Linked DNA regions of Homo sapiens: region 2 is linked to region 1. A link is a loop called in an ENCODE intact Hi-C map of the cell type or tissue named here. Cell type or tissue: heart right ventricle. All regions are shown on one strand.

What was found. Peaks named below come from ENCODE experiments on the same cell type or tissue, not always from the same donor. Only the 100,000 strongest peaks of a DNase experiment are listed, where the experiment ranks them.
Region 2: it touches region 1 in a loop (8-fold over the local background); 93 of 110 quality-filtered maps call a loop at or near these places.

Annotation. Positions count from the first base shown.
Region 1 is chr10:91,245,770-91,248,269 of GRCh38, forward strand. All of the region lies in intron 3 of PCGF5 (polycomb group ring finger 5), which reads left to right. Among named protein-coding and RNA genes, the nearest start is that of PCGF5, 26 kb to the left of the region's middle. RefSeq lists a silencer at 2,060-2,242. In heart right ventricle, no CTCF peak of the experiment used is centred here; no DNase peak of the experiment used is centred here; H3K27ac peaks cover 289 bases.
Region 2 is chr10:90,914,368-90,916,867 of GRCh38, forward strand. ANKRD1 (ankyrin repeat domain 1) reads right to left here. Exons shown (of 9, transcript NM_014391.3): 6 at 1,804-1,902; 7 at 1,415-1,513; 8 at 1,176-1,274. Among named protein-coding and RNA genes, the nearest start is that of ANKRD1, 5.5 kb to the right of the region's middle. In heart right ventricle, no CTCF peak of the experiment used is centred here; a DNase peak (open chromatin) is centred at 1,538; H3K4me3 peaks cover 1,224 bases; H3K27ac peaks cover 1,908 bases.

The DNA.
Region 1 (2,500 bases):
TTGACATTTTTCATTGAGAAGAAAGTGTTTGTCAGTCAAAATTAAGGATAGAGGAAAGGGATTTGGAGAGTTAGGGCGAGAAAAAAGCGTGTTGTCCAGGGGAGTGAGAGGATCAGTGCACTTGTGAGTGTAGTATGATTCCTGGCAAACTTAAAGGCATGTTTGTGTTGTAGTTAGGAATTTGAAGGAGTATGGTTGTGTTTTTATCCAGCCATGGGTGCCAGTGCAGAGTTGATGGAAAGTTGGATTTAACCTGAGTTGTACTAAATAATTTTGAGCAAGTAAGAGAGAGACAAATCAAGGGTACATGTAAGGAAGTGATTTAATGACTGACCATAGAACAGATTAGTCCTAAATTGGGCTGGAAGGACAGAAAGGGCATCAAAGTAGTAAGTAATGTTTCAGAGGAAACAGAAATGAAACTAAGTTGGTTCCTGATCTGTTTGTATGTAGTGAGAAGTGCTGTTTTTTATTCACTCCTACTATTAAATAGTCTGGGAAAACTTTACGAATGACCTTGTCTTGAAGAATAAGGTAGCATTGGTTTGGTCGGAGAGTACAGAGAGTATTTGAGCCAGGATGTAAAACATGAGGGAGAAAAATGAATTGGAAAAGACAAGGAATTCTTGGGATAATTGAATAAGCCAGTTGGCTAGAGAAGGGAGACAGTGAGCAAATAGTACCAGTTATGGTTTGTAGGTTGGACTCAAGTTATATAAACACATGAAGTCAGGTAGTAGAGAGAAATTAGTCCTTGAGCAGGGAACTAACACAATCAGATTAGCACTTTAGGAAGATTGATTATGAACATGTCTCTGCTCTGCTCAAAGCAGAATGGTAATTAATTGAAGGAATGGAAGAATTGTTGGGAGAATAGGTGGGACAGATATTGAGAGGGAGCTCTGAATGTGGCTTGGTGAGTAAATGTGTAAATGAAGGGAAAGAGAGAAGTTAAGATCATTCTCATATTTTGAGCTGATTTGGAAAAATTATGGTATCACTTAAAAATTTAGTTTAAAAAAAGCGAGACAATGACTGGGCTACTTAGTATTTTATTGGAGGAGGATAGATGAGACAATCTTGACATAGATTAATAAAAGGAGGTACTTGAAATGTTTAGCATCTGTTGGAAATATGGAACTTGAAATCAGCAGAGATGTGATATATAGTCAGGCAGATAGATAGATGGATAGATGGATAGATAGATAGATAGATAGATAGATAGATAGATAGATAGATAGATAGATAGATAATCTGCCTATATGTTAGTTTTGAAGCCACAAAAGCAGATGAAATCCACAAGGAAGACAGAAAAGGTCAAAGAGTTCAGAGTACAAAGCAAGGGAGAATATCAGATTTAAAAGTAGCTGGGAAAAAGAAAAATGCTTAGTAATAAAGAAAGAACAGACTTGAACATTAAAAAAAACAAAGGAAATTTTCAGGGAGGCAGGCAGTGTTAGACAACACTGTCAAACTGCTGCAGAGCAATATAGAAGAAATATAAACTTAAAAAATAATTTTTAAGTTTAAATTTTAATTCTAAAAATTTTAAACCTATTCAATATGGAAGTTATAGATGATTTTGAGAATTCAGTAGAGTAAAAGAAGCAAAACAGAGTATGTGACAGAAATAATGTAGGTTTTATTTTCACATTTTTTTCCAGTTAGAAGGAAAGATTGAGAAACAGAATAATAGTTTGAAAAGAGTTAATGAGTTGAGAAAGGTTTTGGGGTTTTTTTTAAGATGTGAGAAACCTCTATGTGTTTGTAGTCTTGTAGAAGAGTAATGTTGTTGAGCAGGATGAAGGAGATGAGGCAGGAAGGGGGTGTTGTGGGGGCAAGAGAATGGGATTGAAGACAAAAGGCCATGAAAAAGATGAGTTATATGGCAGGAAAGAAAATGAGAAAAATGTCAAGATAAACATTTAAAGTTTTCATTTCAGAAGGTAGAACAATAAAGTGGTCTAAATTTCTCAGAAGAGAGGAATGGAGATTATTTCCTTTAGAGGAAAGAGCCAGAGCTGTGGTAGAGATTTTGAGAATGGGCATATCAGCTGTTGCTGCATAACAGACAACCCCTAAATTGATGCTTGAAAAAGCAAGCATTTATTATTCCTCCTGGTTCCCTGAGTTAGCTGGGTGGTTCATCTGGTCTTGGCTGGGCTCACTCATGCAACTGCAGTTAGCTGTGCATTGGGTAATCTGCTGTGCTGATCTTGGGGGATGGGCTGTCTGTGGACTAGTCTAAAATGGCCTTAGCAGGGCAGCTTGGCTCTCTTCTACGTGGTCTCTCATCCTCCAGCCTTGTTCTCATGGTAGCAGGATTCTGAGAGAGAGAAATAGAGACAAAAGCATTTGATGCCTCTTAAGGCTTAGGCTTAGAACCAAGCAGTCACTTGTGCCACATTCTGCTGGCCTCAACAAGTTTTAAAGCCAGACCGTATTTCCAAGGCAGGGGAATAAACTCCATCCTTAGTCAAGGGAGGAGTTTCAAAGTCAT
Region 2 (2,500 bases), 330 kb before region 1:
ATTTTTCTGGCTACTTACACAGTCTCCCTAAACCTGTATGCTATTTGTCTCTGCTGGTAGTGTCTCACTGCCTGAAAAAAAATCTTCACATTTTCTGCAGCTTTCAAGATTTCATTTAACCTGCTCTTTTTCTGATAGTTTAAAAAAATATTAGATAGGATCAATTCCAATATCTAGACTGAGGAAGCCCTACTGTTAACACTTTCCCATCCCAAGCAATCTTCATTTATCACCATTCTTTGATCCTGTCACCAAGCCAGATTTGTTTTAAAAGATAAGATATTCCTCTCAGTCTTTGCAACACAAATAAGGGGAGAAAATTATTTGCATTTATATGATGACTGAGTTTCCCTCCCCCCCCCCCCACTCTTTTTTGTAAAGTGATTCTTCAAAAGCTTCTTTAAAATTATTTCTTCAGAAATTTATACCTGTTCCTCTGGGCAATATTTTTTAAGCTTATATTAGATGGTGTTTGTCTGGAAATTGAGACCATGAGGAAAAGTTGGTTATGTTCCCTGCTTACAGATGAAGTTAAATTAATATGTACTTATACAAGAATTTTCAGGGCCTAAATATAGGAAATTATTTTGAGAGATGTGAAGACAAATCCAAGTGGAGAATGGATAGAAATTATCTGAAAAAAAATACAGGCAAAAGCACAGCTACCCCTGGAAGAAAATGGTGACATTTCACATTGCTGTAAGGAGGAAAGGGACTTTCTGAATTACTCAGATTGGATATTGATTAACCTTAGTTCACTGGCTGCACTGACCCTTGTGGAATTTTAGGACATTTTGGAAATGGTGGATGCCTTTATTTCTAACTTCCTCAGCCCTTGCACAGACAGAAATGGCCAAAGCAGATTGGACTTCTAGGTGTTTGTGGGGATGAGCAAATTTTGACTATCTTTCATTTCCAAGACCAAATTGTAAAAGAATTACTATGCACTGTATCAGGCACTGAGGTCATAGCAGTATCTATGACTTCCCTCATCTCTGGCCATGTGAACTGGGTCCTAGCCAAGATAAACACTGTCCTTGGGGAAATGGGCAGGGGCATTTAGACCATCGAAGACCCCTCAAATACTGCCATTGTGGGAGTCGTTTCACCTATTTAAGAAATGCTCCTGGAAATTGGAAAGCTTGCAAGCGGTGTTTCTTGTTTCCAGTACTTACACAGTTCTTGATGTTGAGATCCGCGCCATACATAATCAGGAGTCGGATCATCTTATAGCGGTTCAGTCTCACCGCATCATGCAACGGGGTATCTCCTTCCTAGAGAAGCAGAGTCAACAGGTTCAAGGTGGGTCTGAGGCCAGGAAGTGGGTCCTGCAAGGGCACCCAGGCTTGGGGGAGTGATTCCAAATACAAAAGCAATGAAGCTTTGGGAAACCCGAGCGTGTCCAGCTACTCACTCTGTCTTTGGCGTTGAGGTCTGCCTCACAGGCGATAAGATGCTCCGCGCACTCATAGTGGCCAGTCCTCACCGCCACATGCAGCGCTGTGCTGAGCAACTGGAAAATTGGAAAACGCTGCTGATTCGCTAGGAATGAGGACAGAGGCTGTCCCAGACCCCAAGACATGTGCGAGGGGGAGAAGTGGTCACTAGGGTGCCTGCACACAGCATGGGCCTCCAGATGACTTTAATGGAGAGGCGAGGTTAGGAGATGGAGGGGTGGGGGAGGAGGGAAGGGCGGGTGGGGGAGAAGGAGGAGGGGGAGGGGGAAGAGTGGGAGAAGTGGAGAAGGATGGGGGACAGGGAGGGGGAGGGGGTGAATGAAGGGAGAAGGAGAAGAAGGAATACCTTATCTCGGGCGCTAATTTTTGCTCCTTTATTCAGCAACAATTTTAAAACATCCAGGTTTCCTCCACGGCTTGCCCAGTGGATGGCTGTGGATTCAAGCTATACCGGGAGGGAAGACCCGACAATGTGAAGGAGAATGTGGTCTGGGGAATTAGAACCTGGTTGCTAGGGCATCCGTGAAAATAATGAGTTGTCCCCATCTAGATTGACAATTCTAACTGGAGTCGAAGGTTCTTACCAAATGTGTTAGCTAAATTACATGTGTGTGTGTGTGTGTGTGCATATGTGTGTCTTATTAGGAGGCTCTTAATAAATCTAATAATGTTTTAAAAGAATAAGAATGGCCACTTATTGAGACATTTCTCATGCCAACATGGTGCTACACTTTAGACACCTTGATTCTTCCAGCAACATTTTGAGGTAGGTGTTGCTATGCACATTTTGCAGATAAGAAAAACCAGGTTCCAAAAAGTTCAAGTTTCTAGCCCAAGGAAACACAACTAATAAGAGGCAGAATACACAGTCAAACTCCCCTCTGCCTGGAACTTCTAACTTCTTTTGTCAAATGTACACAAAAGTTCTAAACACATGTATTTAAAAATTTTGGCAGAATAAAAGTAGTCCCTTCCAAAATATTTTAATCTGGATCTGACACCTCATCTAGGGTCCCTGTCGCTCTTTCTCTACTTCTGTGGGT